Linked DNA regions of Mus musculus: region 2 is linked to region 1. Evidence: chromatin contacts called from ENCODE Hi-C or POLR2A ChIA-PET data. All regions are on one chromosome and are shown on one strand. The core of a region is the stretch at or near the end of the contact, and the rest is flanking DNA. Distances in the headings are between cores, read along the strand shown.

The links. A loop is a pair of places that touch in the nucleus more often than their neighbours do. ChIA-PET counts read pairs that join two places held with the same protein, here RNA polymerase II (POLR2A).
Region 2: a map of heart shows a loop between it and region 1 (2.6-fold over the local background). The contact joins the enhancer-like site here to the promoter of Rps24 in region 1. A Hi-C loop is called at or near these places in 1 of 37 maps with a recorded cell type or tissue (heart). POLR2A ChIA-PET finds 5 or more read pairs at or near these places in 1 of 5 experiments (Patski).

What each region holds. Positions count from the first base shown.
Region 1 is chr14:24,485,884-24,493,692 of GRCm38, reverse strand. It overlaps Rps24 (ribosomal protein S24), which reads right to left and starts at 3,015. Exons shown (of 6, transcript NM_011297.3): 1 at 2,935-3,015; 2 at 1,878-1,943; 3 at 1,577-1,786; 4 at 200-310. The coding sequence starts at 2,937. Polr3a (polymerase (RNA) III (DNA directed) polypeptide A) reads left to right here and starts at 6,635. Exons shown (of 31, transcript NM_001081247.2): 1 at 6,635-6,820. The coding sequence starts at 6,777.
Region 2 is chr14:25,301,354-25,309,162 of GRCm38, reverse strand. The region is part of intron 2 of Zmiz1os1 (a long non-coding RNA gene); the gene reads left to right. LOC115486423 (a long non-coding RNA gene) reads left to right here. Exons shown (of 2, transcript XR_001781198.1): 1 at 1-1,751; 2 at 2,774-5,542. Among named protein-coding and RNA genes, the nearest start is that of Gm41113, 74 kb to the left of the region's middle. Within about 2 kb of position 4,494, at least 2 of the 3 ENCODE cell types and tissues checked have a DNase peak (open chromatin) inside an H3K27ac peak, as active enhancers do; they include heart, where a contact is called at or near this core.

The DNA.
Region 1 (7,809 bases), core at 1,766-4,265:
AGTCTACGAGCAGAAGAGGTGGGCCAATCTACTCTATGATACTACCACACTACAGAGCTTCTCAAAACGTTACCTTCTGCAATCCAGAAGAGGGGAAAGAAAAACACCAAAACAGATTATTTAGAAAAGAAAGCCCCTTCTCACAGAAAATATTAAGCTTAACAACTAATGACATTTCTGCAGCAGCCATGAACCATACCTTTTTGCCAGCACCAACATTGGCCTTCGCCGTGCCCCTGACCTTCTTCATTCTGTTCTTGCGTTCCTTTCGCTGTTTTCGGGAGGTCTTTTTCTTCTCATAAAGGCCATGCTATGAGAGAAGAGTGCATTTAATGGAATCCTTCCTCACCACTCTGATACCAGCTCAACCTTTTAAAGCTGCCACAACAGCCAGGCGTGGTGGCGTACGCCTTTAATCCCAGCACTTGGGAGGCAGAGGCAGACGGATTTCTGACTTCGAGGCCAGCCTGGTCTACAGAGTGAGTTCCAGGACAGCCAGGGCTACACAAAAAAAACCAAAAAACAAACAAACAAACAAAAAACAAACAAACAAACAAAAAACCCAAAAACCCTGCCACAACACTGCTCAGCATCTTGTCTTTCAATTTCTATTTCTCCAGTGAAGGAAGGAACACTTTTACTAAGAACCCTACCACCCCACCCCCACCTCGGATCCTAACCCACTCATCTGTTCTTGGCATTCTAGACAGAATCTTCACAAGGCTCTCAGCAAGATTCCCAAAGCACCACTTTTTTTTAAGATACCTAGCCAGGTGTGGTGGCACATGCCTCTAATCCCAGAGCTGGGAGACAGGCAGGATAATCCCTGTGATTTGAAGCCAGCTAGGGCAACACCCTATCTCAAAAAAAAAAAAAAAAAAACTTCAGGAAGTCCTCATGTCCAACTGTTATAGTAGAGAATTCATCATACCAAGGAGTAAATGGACTAAAGAACTCATGAAACTGGGTAAAGTAACTCCCAGTTTGTGGCTAGCCTGTGCTAAAGGCCATGCCTCAAATAAACAACCCAATGAAACAAACAAGAAAATAACTCAGGGTGGGCAACCCATGCCTGTAATCTCACCACGCTGGAGACAGAGGAGGTCAGCCTGGGCGACAGTGAGAAGTCACCTAAAAGAATGAAATAAGCCAGCCAGGTGCATCCTGACCATCAACCAAGCTTGTTACCCATTTTGGACTACATGAAGTTTGTACATTTTTAAAGGTACCATGTGTGCATTGTATATTGTATATGGTAACTTTCCCATTAAATGATACCAACTTTTCCTAGGCATGGACGGCAGCACGGCTCATACAAAACAGTGAGGTATGGCAGTGCACACCTGCAATTCCACTACTTAGAAATAGAAAGCCCAGTAAAGACTGCTAAGTTCCAGTTCAGAAGGCCAGAGAAACTGCATGGAGATGGGCTAGTGGGTAGGTAGAACACCACAAGTTTGGCCCAAACTGCTTATTGTATCCCAATATACACTGGAAAACAAAATCTAACTTGCCATCCTAACTCAGTCCAGGCTGGGATTACAGGCATGTATCCATTAAAGAATAAGATACCTACTCTTGCCAGTCTGTGTTTAGGCTCATTCTTCTTTGCATAATCTAAAGAATCATAGATCATGCCAAAGCCAGTGGTCTTGCCACCACCGAAGTGGGTTCTGAATCCAAATACAAAGATGACATCTGGTGTGGTTTTGTACATTTTGGCCAGCTTTTCCCGAATTTCTGTCTTTGGTACTGTTGCCTTCCCAGGATGAAGGACATCAATGACCTATAAAGAGGTGTAAGAGTCAGTACTCCTTACAAGTTAACTACATCTTCAAAAGCAGACACAAAGACCACATTTTGACTCTGATCCTTACCATCTGTTTCCTCTGAAGCAGACGGTTGGTCATGAACTTCCTGGTCCGGATGGTTACTGTGTCATTCTGCAGGTAACACACAAGTCAGTAAGATGTTAAAAATCTCGTCTTGCCTTTGCTCTGGCCTTTCAGCAATTACTAGCAATGCAGTCTAGAAAGAGGCAGGAATTGGGGACAAGCTATAAAGGAAAGAAAAGGCAAAAAAGCCCCAAAGCAGGCGACAGCGCCTCATAAACTACCATAAAACAACTCATTTTCTCTCACGTCATCCAAACTTCACTTTAGATTATGGCTATCATTTGAAGTACTACTGATTTTGTGATCTCACATATTGATTTGAGAATCCCTGATCACCTGACACTGGACACCACCAGGACTCTCTACATGCTGCAACCAATGCCTCTAGTGCTTGGAGAGAGAAGTCTCAGTGGTTCCCAGCATCTCTCAGTGGCTACCCAGACACAGGACTTCGCCAACTTCTTCCCTAATTAGAGTAAGTACCGCAGTAGCTGGCATTCAGCGAGCTTAAACAGACACGAAAATTAGCAGAGATCAACTCAAATCGGCAGCTTGCACATGGCTGCTTGCCTTCCGAGCTCGACTCGAGGAATCGGGATTAAGTCACCTCGATAGCACCATGCACGAGTCAAAGAACAGCCCGCGCGTGGCGGAAGGCTCAGTCCTCCGCCTCAGAGAAGTGGACAAGGCCACTTTTTGGCGGTCCCCGAGGCACCCAAGTTCTGCTCCACCGCTCAGTCCGCTGGCCCAAGAGCCGGAGGCGCCTTCGTCACCTTGGCCCGCCAGCGCCCGCCTCACTCGTGCCCCTGAAGCTCCACAGGGGTTTCCATAGCCGAGGCCCGGGAGCCCAAAGCCCGGCGTGTTCCGGACGGCGGTGCCGGACAGCCGCGACTCGGCGACCCCGGGCGACCGGCCTCCGTGAGGCAGGCCGGAGCAGAGTAAGTGGGCCCCGGATGGCTGCAGCTCTAGTGGGGTCCCCGAACAGGCAGGGATGGCGCGGATAAGCGACGGATAGTGCTGAGAGCCCGAGGAGACTCACCATGATGGCTACGGCGCCGGAGCTGGAGAGGAGGAAAAGAGGACCGCTCACTGCCGACCAATCATATCAACGCGCAAGGAAGGACCCCAGCGCGGGGGCGTGGCTAAGGCCTTGGGGTAGACTACAGCAATGCCTGACCGAAAGTACTTGAAGCCACGCCTCGCTAGCCCTTAGCCACGCCCCAGACCTGGGCTCTGGCTGGCCTGAATTGGATCCACTCAAATTGATGTATGGTTACACAATCGCGTGTATATTTCCCATTCCCTTCTTTTCCGTCCTGCATTTGTATTTTGTTGTTTTCTGAAACAGGAGTTCACTATATAGCCCTGGCTGCCCTGAAACTATCGCTGTAGATCACGCTGACCTCGAATTCAAGAGAACGGCCTGCTTCTGCCTCCCAGGCACGTTGGATTTGAGAAATGTGCGCTACTTCACCCAGTAAAGTTCGCTTTCAATGTCATTTGTTTAAATCGGCGGTTCTCAGCCAAAGGGTCACGACCCTTTTGCAAGGGTTGCCCAAAACCATCAGGAAACAGATATTTACATTACAAGTCAAAATCACAGCAAATTAATTACAATTAAGTAATTACAATTAAGTAGCAACGAGAATAATTTTATTTTTTAAGTATTTATTTATTTATTTTTGGGTTTTTTGAGACAGGGTTTCTCTGTGCTGTCCTGGAACTCACTCTGTAGACCAGGCTGGCCTTGAACTCAGAAATCCGCCTGCCTTTGCCTCCCAAGTGCTGGGATTAAAGGCGTGCGCCACCACTGCCCGGCAGGAATAATTTTATAGTCAAGAGTTAACACAATATGAGGAACTGTAGTAAGAGGCCGCAGCGTTAGCAAGGCTAAGAACCACTAGTTTAAATCTTAGAGGCAGGTAGTTGGTTTAAATTGTTTCCACTAAGCAGGGCCTAAGAGGTAGAGGAAGGCAGATCTCTGAGTTTGAGGCCTACAAAGAGTTTTGGGTCAATCAGGGTTGCACAGTGAGACGCTGACTCAAGAATAAAATAAAGTGCCGGGCGGGCGTGGTGGCACATGCCTTTAATCCCAGCACTCGGGAGGCAGAGGCAGGTGGATTTCTGAGTTTGAGGCCAGCCTGGCCTACAAAGTGAGTTCCAGGACAGCCAGGACTACACAGAGAAACCCTGTCTCGAGAAACCAAAAAAAAAAAAAGAATAAAATAAAGTAAAACTTGTCTCCAAAAAAGTTCATCTTGAAGGCATTTAAGAAAGCCATTGGGGTCGGGGTGGGGTGGGGGCTTTGATCAGGGCGTAAAGTAAATAAATTAATTAATGAGAAAAAAAAGGCCTTTCAGTCAGCATCCCTGCTTTACACCAGGGAAATAGCAGAAACCTTAACTACTCACCCCTATTGCATTGACGTGACACCACGAGTTGCTAGTGACTTTTTCATAAGGTTTTTCGTGTGTGAGGCTTTAGGTTCTTTAAAACCAGACCTTCGAAGCCCATGCAAGGTCTTGAAAAATCCATTGCATTGCCAAGAATGATCCTGAATTCCTGATCTTTCTGCCTTCACCTCCCAAGTGGGGCACCACACCTAGCAGTTTATTGGATTGGAAGGGAGGATTGTGGCTCTTTTGGCTTTGAGACTTTCTGAGAGTCTTTTAAAAACTTGTGAGTTTTTAAAAGACTGGTTTTTATCCAGCCAGCCTGGATGACATGGCTGGATCCTGGCTCCAGTTAAAATTTTAAAAGAACTGAGGATGTAGGTCCACTCAGTGGCGGAACACTGTCTAATATGCAAAGGCTCTGGGTACAATCTACATTGTTCAGTATGCAATGGCTCTGAGTTCAATGCCCAGCTCTGGATGGAGAAAAAAAAAAAAAAGAAAGAAACTATCTATTTGAACCAGCTGTGGTGGCATACACCTATGAATGACCACACCAATCTGTGAAGTTAAATAAGAGGATTAGCCAAGAACTTGAGGCTATCCTGGGCTACAAAGCAAGCACCAACATACCAACTAGGGTTACATAGAGAGAACCTATCTCAAAATATATTTTGGGTTTTTTTTTGTATGTGTGTGAATCTCTGATCTGACACAAAATAAGCTTTTAATATTGCCTGAACCAGAAGTTAATGCTTTGCATAAAGTGGAGCAAACATGAATTAACAGCATTATTCCAAGGGAAATACCCGAGTACAGGGCTTAGTGTGCAGAGGAGACCAACCTGCACTTCTGCCTGCACACACACAAACACACACAAGTATGTTAAGTCCCCAAAGCAGGCCCCCAAACGGCAGTGCTGACGGCACTATTTTAAAGTGATGGTCTGGACCCCACCAGACCTTGCTAGGAAACAGACTTAAAGCATTTCTCAGAAGCCCTTAACAGCTGGCTGAAGGCTCCTGGCTGTATCTGTCAGTCTCCTCCCTGCCCAACAGAGTTCTCATGCTAACCACCGGGATTTTCTGAGCTGGCCCCACTCCAGCCATATAAGTCCCTAAAACCTAGCAAGGCTTTGCTGCTGGGAGCTGTCTTCTACTGTTCTTAGTGGTGGCCTGGCAGTTGGTTTTGTTTTGTTTTGTTTTGTTTTGTTTTTGAGACAGGGTTTCTCTGTGTAGCCCTGGCTGTCCTGGAACTCACTCTGTAGACCAGGCTGGCCTCGAACTCAGAAATCCACCTGCCTCTGCCTCCCGAGTGCTGGAATTAAAGGCGTGCGCCACCACGCCCGGCTTCTGGCAGTTTTTAATAGACCGTTCTTTCTCTCCTTGGAGAGCTGAAGGGTTGGGTGGGTTTTTGTTGCATCTATTTACAAAACACACAATTCAAAACGAACCATACATATATATTACATATGCTGTGTAAGAATAAGCGTGTTTATATGTGTTTGTATATATGTTTGTACACAAGTATGTAAATAGATATGTAAATTTACTTATTTATACCAGGTGGGATGTAACTGAGCACTGAGAGTATGGAGACAGGATGGCAAATTCAGTACCCGTCGGGACTATATATGGAGAGCCTTTCTCAGGAAACAACAACAACAACAACAACACACACACACACACACACACACACACACACGCGCGCGCCGGTCCTTGTTTGATTTTTTTTTCTATTTGATGTAACTTTTTGACCTTGAGATTTAAAAAAAAAAAAACAAAACTGCGGGGCGTGGTGGCGCATGCCTTTAATCCCAGCACTCGGGAGGCAGAGGCAGGCAGATTTCTGAGTTTGAGGCCAGCCTGGTCTACAGAGCGAGTTCCAGGACAGCCAGGGCTGCACAGAGAAACCCTGCCTTGAAAAACAAAAAAACAAAAAAACAAAAAAACAAAAAACAAAAAACAAAAAACAAAAAAAAAAAACAAACAAAAAAAGCGGTCCATCCGTCTCTTCTGCTGTTTTTTTGTTTTTGTTTTTGTTTTTGAGACAGGGTTTCTCTGTGTAGCCCTGGCTGTCCTGGAACTCGCTCTGTAGACCAGGCTGGCCTCGAGCTCAGAAATCCGCCTGCCTCTGCCTCCCAAGTGCCGGGATTAAAGGCGTGCGCCACCACGCCCGGCCTCTTCTGCTGTTTTGAGAAACCCACCTGAAAAAGCCATTTTCCCCCACTGATCTGCGCGGCCTAGGTGCATTTTCGTGAAGGAGCCGCTAGATGGCGATCTAGAAGGAGGGCTCAAAGCAGCGTCTGCCAAGCCTCTCTTCATAAAGTCCGGCGGCGGAAGAGGAAGCGGCACGTGCGGCGCTCTACGGTGGCCGGGGAGGCTGCTGCAGCTTCCTTACTCCTAAATACCTAAGCACCCCGGGAAGGTGCGGCGACAGTGGTTTTTGTAGTCGCAGCTCCGAGAAGGGCGTCCGGCCAGCCGGCACCATGGTGAAGGAGCAGTTCCGCGAGACGGATGTGGCTAAGAAAATGTAAGGACGCCCCCGAAGGGGTGGGGGTGAGGTGGAGGCTGAGGTCCCGGGTCCCAGAGTGTCCCAGGAGAGGGACAGTTGTTAAGGGAGCGAAGAAAAAAGTTCCAGGATGGGATTTCAGATCCTGGGGTGGGGGGTGGGGGATCCGTGAGGTATAGCGGGGAAAGTGCAATGGACGGAACAGTGTCAGAACGGGCATTCTGGGCGAAGATGCCACCTCCTGAATCCCTGCGCTGATTACTCTCAGCGGACCTCTTCCTCTGGCACGAGGACACAGTTGTGTGCTGACTCAAGGTTGTCAGCTAGAAAGTGGCAGGCTCAGAAACCAAGCTGCTCTTCTGGGCTCTCTGTTTCAAAGCTTAATTATTAAGCCCTGGTTGTTTGATTTTTTTTTTTTTTGGCGGGGGGGGGGGAGGCTAAGGCGGATCTTTTTGCTTCTTCAACTTACATAAGAGAATGTACTGAGGACAGTGTTGTGCACTAAAGGTCCCGCAGAATGCAGTCTTTCTGCTTGGTCTGTTGTAGAGTAGACAAATCAGCCATGATTGTGGCAAATGCAACGACCAGCAGAGAGGAGACTGAGAGCACCAAGTAATGAATAAGTCTGGGCTCGGTGCAGACCAGGCTCCTTTTAAAACACGTACTGGAGGGACAAGGTAGACTGATAGACGTGAAGCAGGGGACTTACACTATGTGAGTCTTGCAAGGCGTGTCAGACTTTTGGAGTGTTTGGCCAGGACAGAGTTTGAGGCCATGGCAGGGATCTAGACTGGCAATGATGGTGACTTGAGCTGGGTCCAGGGCTCTGAGGTGGATGTGGGGACTTTGGAGAGAAGTGAACTTAAAGGGGCATAGGGCATAAAATGGAAGAGAGAAGCAGAGACAGAGGTAAGAAAAATGAGACTGGAGGAACTCTGTGTTACTGTTCACTGGGACAGGTGTCACCTGGGTGACCTCCGACTGTTCTCAGTCCACCATCTCAGTCCTTC
Region 2 (7,809 bases), core at 3,245-5,744, 810 kb before region 1:
CTGGCTGGTCCCAAGGATTTCAGAGACTCTGTTTGCACTTGGTTCATTTTAGAGCATTTCCGTGTCTGAGGTTGCAGACAGTAGAACAGGCCTGATACAGAGCAATGTTCTGGGAGGCCGAGACAGTCTGGACAGGTGCACTCTCTTTCTCTCTCCCTTCATGTTTTGCTATTCCTCCTGGTGTCGTGTGGATGTCCTCGGATTTCTAGATTGGAAGTTCTTTCCTTCTTTATTTTGGTTAACAAGAACAGCAAATAACACACTTTGCAAGGACAGCTACCTCCTTTGGTCTGCTGAGTGGCTCAGCTTCATGGACCCTGTTTCTAGGAAGATTATAGCAGGTCTCTCAGCTGGCACAAGAACAGACCAGAGAGACACTGACCCACACCAATATGCTCAGGAAGTAAGTTATTTGTCCAAAGTTACACATTCATAAACCAAGATGTCAGGCTGGGTCTACCAGCATGGGGAGTCCAAGCTGTGTGTCTGTCTTATTTCTCACTCGGGATGGATGTACAGGGTGGATAGAGGTCGTGAGTCCCATGGGAGGCAAGCTTGAGTGGGCGATGAGATTTGTAGAACTTAGGGGAGTTAACTGGCTCCCCGCATGGGGGCTTGGAGGCATCGCTGATACCACAAGGTTGCTGGCAGGGTATTCATGGGCCATGGTCTTTGTCCCCTGAACAGTGTCCAGGAGGGAGAATGTGTGAGTGACAGGTGGAGCTGCTGAGCTCAGGTGCAGTTTAGGGGTAGTAGAGGTTCCTGTGGAACACTCCTCCCAAGAGCCCCCAGCAGGGTGGCTCAGGCTCAGTGACATTGCCTCCCCAGTGATCTTGGAGTATAGACTCTTTCAGGACATCCTGAGACTGGCTGTGCTCCAGGTCTAGAACAAAGGGCCCAGGGTGCTCTGGAGCAGGAGGCTTCGGGTGGAGAGGTAGACAGCTCAGCACAGCTAAGAGGCTGCTGTCCTCACAGGGACCTAGGGCCCCGTGCCAGCCAACAGGGTCAGACATGACTTCCTAAAGATGTGGGTACTGCCTTTCTGGTATATCTGGGGACTGTGGTGTTTCCCCTCTGGGCTGAGGTCGACAGGTTTGGAAAATATGGGTCCAAAGAACCCAAAGAAGTTTAGGGCTGGGGCTACCCACTGCAGGTAGGAGTCTGTGGAGGAAGCAGCTCTGGCACCAGCAGAGGAAGGAGCCCTTACTATACTCCTGGGAAGATGGCCCTGTAGCAGAGTGATCTAGGCAGGGTCTCTTAGACATCCCAGCCTCTGCATTTCCACCCCATGCACAGCCAGGGGCCCAGTCATAATTCCATGCTTCCCGCTCTTTCCCCTGCCTTGTTCACAGAGTGCCCATCCAAGGCAACTGTGAAAGTGAGCCCTCAGCTGCATGGGGAAAGAGAGGGATATAGATAGCCTGTGAAAGAGAGAAAGATGGGGGGGGGGGAGGTGGGCACCACACTCAGGGAGGGAGCCACTGTCACTCAGACACAGCTGGATCAAGAGGCAGAGAAGTAAAAGTGGAGACAAGAGAAAGGCTGAGGTAGGAGCAGGTCCTGAGAGAGGAACTGGGTAGAAGGAAACAGCTATGTGTGGACAGAAGAGAGGGAAGGGCCAAGAAAGAGAGGCAGGGAACCCCACATAGATACACAGAGGACCAATAAGGACAAAGGTCACCTATGGCTCAGGGCCATAAACTGGGGCCAGGAAGAGGTGCAGGACAAGTGGGAGACAGCACAAAGGGCAGGTGAGAAGAGGCGGTGAGGAAGGAGGAAATGTGGGGAGGTGAGCACCATGTGGGAATGAGAAACTGTGTGTGTAGATCAGAGAAGGGAAGGGCAGGGCTGGCACTGAGCTCTGTCCGTGGAGGACTGGGGCCAGCAGCAGCCACTGGTCTGAGATCCCTCTGGTTGGCTATGCATTGCCTAAGGAGCCAGCTGCCCCAGGCTGCCTCCTACAGAGTCTGGAGGTTCCAGTCCTCAGTCTGTTATGGTTGCTGTGGCCACACCTGATTGTGCTCTCCTGAAGAGCCAAGATTTGGGGCACTGGTGGGTCCTGTGCAGAGTGAAAGCTGAGAGCAGGTCAGTGACCCCCGAGAGCCAGCCCCATGTAAGGAACTGGACTTCACACCCCAAGACAATGAAATCATTGTTCTGTGGGCCCCAAAGTTCCAGACAGGGTTGCCTTCATTTTAAAGAGGAGACTATAGCCTAATGAAGAGTCCCGACCACAGTGCAGTGTCTGGTGTGCGGCAAAGGCCAGAGAGGCCTGGGTGGGATGGACAGAGCCTTCCTTTCCAGTGGAATTCCCCTCCCATCATGGAGGTGACAGAATCTGAGGACAGGCTTGTCTCACATTCCAGATGTGGCCCCCAGCAACACCTCTGGCTGGGAGGCAAATGTCAGCTTCCCTGTGGGTTCTGGGGAAGAAGGGGGTCTAGTCCTACATTTGTTAGCAGAGTATAGAGTCACATCAGCCCCAGTCGTGCGGTAAGGCAGTGTCTTCTACAGCTGAGACAGAAAGGTTGGTGTTTGGCTTGAGAGCATCGGGACAAAGGCCTCCTTCACGGGTCTGTTAGAATAAGAAGGGGTGCCTTTTCTGAGCTGAAGTTGCTTGAACTCTACTGAAGGGCGTTTAGATTTCCCACGGGGGAAGCCATGATGCTGAGACCTCTGGATATTCACTGCTACTTCCTCCATTCCTCTGCTTCCATCCTTCTAACTCCCTTCCCCCAACCCACTCTCACATTGTTCTCCTGTTCTGGGCCAGGTCAGCACGGCAAGACTGCTATCAAGGAGACATGTGTAGTTCCGGGTCTTGGGGCTCATTATCGACTGCAGCAGTTGCTGTGGCTGCTGGACCATCAGGATCTGTGGATGTGTTTAGACAGATGGAGGAATTACAGATGGGCTCAGGAGCTGTACGCGGGATACTGGAGGTTGGTGCTTTCTCCCTGGAGGCTGAGATTTGCAACTCTAGGCTAGATTTGTAAACTGTCAAATCTCAAGGCATTTGAACTCTGCTCTGAGGGGGCAGTGTGAAGTTATAAGCCGTGATGGTCATGATCACAGCTGCCTGTGCTTTAAGAGGTAGGGGATTGAGCAGGAAGGGAACACAGAGATGGTAAGAGACACTGGAAGGGGATAGGATAATGTTAAAATGGATGATGGTGATGTTTGCTGACCCTGATGGTACCGATGAGGTGATGATAAAGGCAATGGCAGTAGTTGAGGGAGTGTGCTGGTGAAGATGGTGATGGTGGTGGTGTTGACAGCAATGGCAATGACAAAGTGATGATGTTGACCGTGATATTTGTGTGTTTGTGGTGATGGTATCGACGGTGTTGATGATGATTATGGTGATGGTAGTAGTCTTGGTGGTGGTAATGGTGATGGGTCATGGTGGTAATGTTTGTAATATTGGTGGCGATGTTTATGGTCTTGGTGGTGACAATGATGATAGTGGCTTTTTTTTTTTAAGTTGGCAGTGATGCTGATGATTATGGTGATGATAGTGGTGGTTGTGGTGCTGCTGTTGATGGTGGTGACAGCGATGGTGAAGGCTGTGGTTGTGGTAATGTTGGCAGTAGTGAATCCTGACCAGGAGAGAATCTAGAAGGTGCAGAAGAGCTGATGTAATGGTATTTGATGACAGGAGCCATTTGCATTAGGGGAGGTGTGAGGTGATGGCTTTGGATGTTCTTATAGCCTATCGGATATCTAGGTGGTGTCCAGTGGACAGTGAGTACTGGGATCTGGAATTTAGCCAGACAAAGATGAGAGCGGTAGAGAATACACCTGCTTTGGGCATGAGATGCCCGAGAGAGGGCACAGAGGGACAGAACCAGAGCCAGGGTCTCTGTGGCTTCCTGATGTTCAGAAGGGTTTCCGAGTCTCCAGGCTTCCTAGGCTCTGCCCAGGGGCTGGAATCCAGGCTTCTCTGCTTGCCTCTCACCAGTGTCACACTCAGTGTTTTTATTCCTCGCCAGGTTCTCAGGAGGATGACATTTGAAAAGGGAGCTCTGTGCTAAAAAAAAAAAAAATCTCTTTCTAACCCAGGTGAAGGAATTGCCATCCTGTGGGGTTAAGAGAAGGGCCTGGGTGACCCCTTGTGACAGCTGGTCCAGGCTGGAATCAATCTGGAGCTCTGCAAAGGGATCGTGGTGTGTGGAGCAGCCTGCGAATAGGGATCTCTTTATAAGGAGGCTCCCTTCTCCCTTAACAAGCCCAGCGAGTCTGCAGTGGGTCTGGTGGAGGGGGTTGCAGCAGAGACGGTGGCAGGGCTTGAGGAGGTGCCTGATTACAAGTCCTCTAAAACCTGGGCTATGGCTCCAGCCAGATGTCGTCCCAGTGAGCACGTGGCCCTGCTGTGGCCCCAGTTTGGCTGCCGATGACTGCCTGGCCTTTCCTGCCCTCTCCTGCCACAGGCCCTCACACCAGGCCGGAATGTCCTCAGGAAGCGGCATCTCGCTCTGCAGAGGGAGCTTTGCTTCTGGACTCCTGGCTGCAGCTCCAGCCAGGATGTTTTGCAATGAGCCTGGGGAAGCGTCCATTCCGGGAAGATCAGGGAGTGGACGGTGCTTGCCAGCAGGGGTCTGGGTGAGAGGGCAGCCACTGCCTGCTGGGCTGGGGTGGGACAGCCCATTCCTCAGGCCCTGTGGGACCTTGGCCTCTAAGCTGTTTATCTGTCTGTCTGCCTGTCCATCTGGATTAGAGGGGCTGGCTTGCTCACTTCAGTTCCCCAAAGGGCTCCCAACTGCAGGGCAGCTTGAGCCTTCTTTCGCTTTATTTCATCTTGGAATGTTTTTGAATATGACTCAAAAGCGATTACAAATTGAAAAGGTACGCCTGCTTCCAGCCACACTGCCCCTGCCCAGGATCCTGGGCCCCAGGAGTAAACTCCCTCAAGTCCCTTTTGTAGTTTGTTGTCTAGTGTTCTGTTTGCAAACAGAAGTGGCTGCTCCTACCCCAGAGGAATCATGCTATGTGCGATGCTTAGGGCTTTGTTCTCCAAAGGGCCACATGACTGTCTGCACAGGACTCCAGCAGGGGTCATCAAGCGCCATGTGGATCCCTCACATAGGACTGTCTGTATTTGCTTTGGAGGAACATGCTGGAGGTGCAAGGCTCTCTACTTTCTTAAGAGCCAGTCCCTTCTCTGGTCTAACCTGTTCCTCCTACTTTCTCATGTAGCCACATTGACAGGAGAAGACCCCGAGGAAGCATGCCCAAGGGAAAACTGTAAATGACAAAGCCGAGGACTTCAATTCAGGTGGACTGGGATTCGACTCTTTCCTCTTTGTCTGTTGTACTGTTGGGAACTTTAGACCTATGGAGTCTTCTATTTTTAGGAGCCAGACCTTCGAAAATTGGAGAGGGCCAGCCAGTATGTCAAGATCTCACGGCTGCCCTTCCCTCTTGTCCTGACACCTGAGCTCTCCTGTGTGTGAAGGATTTCCGCATGCCCAGAAGACAGCTTCAAGCTTCCAGAGCCAGGCACACTTATAGAAGAAAGGAATAAAACCATTTTACAGATGTGTATGCCGAGGCAGCTGAAAGCAATTGCTGACTTGGGTCATGGTTTAAGTCAGGGTGGGTTCTGGGCCCCTGGCCCTCACATGTCCCTACCCAGCATCCTCTTTACCTGCTCTTCCCCCATAGTGTCACTTTGTGCTTTGTCCCTGAAGGCTTTTACCTGTCTTCTCCACTTTTCTCAGCCTTGTTTACCTGACGGTTCCTTTCCTTGGTCTTCACTGGCTAAGGTCAGCCTCTGGTGTGTATGTATGTGTGTGTGTGTGTGCACATGTGTGTGTGCATGTGTGTATGTATGTAAGTGGGTGTGTATGTGTGAGTGTGTGTGTACATGTGTGAGTGTGTTATATGTGCGAGTGTATGTGTATGTGTGGGTATGTATATGTGAGTGTGTGTATGCATTCTGTGAGTGTATATGTAAGTGTGAGTATGTGTAAATGATTATGTGTGTATATATGGGTGGGTATGTATATGTGTGAGTATGTATACGTATGTGACTTTATATGTGTGTGTATGTGTGAATGAGTGTGTGTATGTGTGTGTGTTAACTGAAGCATGATCTTGGTGGTATATTATCCATGTTCCTTCAGAGTTATGTGTCTAGAATTCCACATGCCCTGTTAGGCTATCAATTCTTTTGAGGAAAAAAGTTGATAAATGGCCTTCGGTGACCCTCAAACTCTTGTGTTCCAAGGGACGATGAAACGCACAATCTAACCTGTTCTTCTGAGCCACCTTTGATGAGCAGAAGATCTTGGAACTCTCTCTCTCTCTCTCTCTCTCTCTCTCTCTCTCTCACTCATTCTCTCTCTCTCTCTCTCTCTCTCTCTCATTTTCTCTCTCTCTCTAGGCTTAATTTGCCCTCCTTTAAAGTAAGGCTAAGACTCTTTTTTTTTTTTTTAACTTCCAAAAAGCTCTGAGGGTGAAATAAAGTGTTCACTGGATTTCATGGGGCATAGTTTCTAGTTCTGAACACTCTAAATTTTCAGGCAAATCAATTCTGTCTGTTTATGGCTGTGTACATGTCTACTTGTATACACGTGTAAATCGGAATTTATTTTGGAGACTAGGGTGGTATATTTGAGTATGTAGTACTTGAATATGTTAATTAGAATTTAGTTGTAATTCTGTCCTTCCTATACCCCTTTATGGGCAGAACATGATTGGTCTCCTTTGTTTCAAATCCAGCTGTGCTGGCACCCAGAGTTCCCCAAATACTCTCTTCTTTGGTGCAATCCCATCTACAAGGCTCTGCAGAACCCCCATGACAAGTACAGAGCAAATGCATCCATCAATAGCACGGAAGTCAACAAAGCAGTGTCTCTATGGGTTACCCTTGGGGACAGAAAAATGATCTGCCATAAAGCCATTCTGCTCAGCCACAGTGACAGTTCACATGTAGTGGCATGTCCACACTTGGGAAAAGGCAGACTCAGAATTGGCAGGTCTGGGTGGGGCTGGTGTCCTGTTTTTGTGACAAGCTCCTGGGGATGTCATTGCTGGTCCAGGGACCACACTTTGCATAGCAGGATTATAAAGAATCCTCTGTGAGAACAAATTCCTCCCCATGTTCGTCCCTGCTGCTGTATTTGGAGACAGGTGACCACCTACAGCTGTTTCTGAATTAGGCCATCAAATATACCAGCAGGAAGCGATCTGGTCTTTCGATGCTAGACAATAAGTCCTGGCAGGGAGAGAATAGGCAGACAGGTTAGAGACTGCAGTGGATGAGGTACAGTGACCATTGTTGGAGACAGGAAGGTCCTTCAGGTCTGTGCGACATTGGTGGAGTCTTTCTGAGGAGATGACAATCTCCCACACTCCTGTTACTTCCCCTTTCTCAGCAAATAAGCTTTGAGTTTGTTAGTGGTTTAATTTTTTATTTATTAATTTTTAAAGAGACACTTCCCCCCTTTTTTTTTCCTTGGGTCTGGAGTCATTAAACAGGGATTAGCTGGATAAATAGAGGAAGTGATTTTTAAACTGTTTGCAAACTTAATGCGGAGAGCCCAGCCTTGCAAATTATCACATCTAATCAGAGGCCCTCGCTTCGCTGCTCCAGTAATTGTAGTGGTATTCGTCAAGTCCTTGTTGTCTCCTCATTAGCCGTGAAAAGGAGACTCAAGACATACTTCATTAGAGTGTCCTGAAATGCACGACTAACTAATGCAGAGATGGGGTTGGAGGACAGGAGGGCAGGAGGTGTGTAAGATAGACAGAGTGTCACACCCACATCTGAAACTGTGAGCTCCTCCTCTCTCTGCTTCATATGTG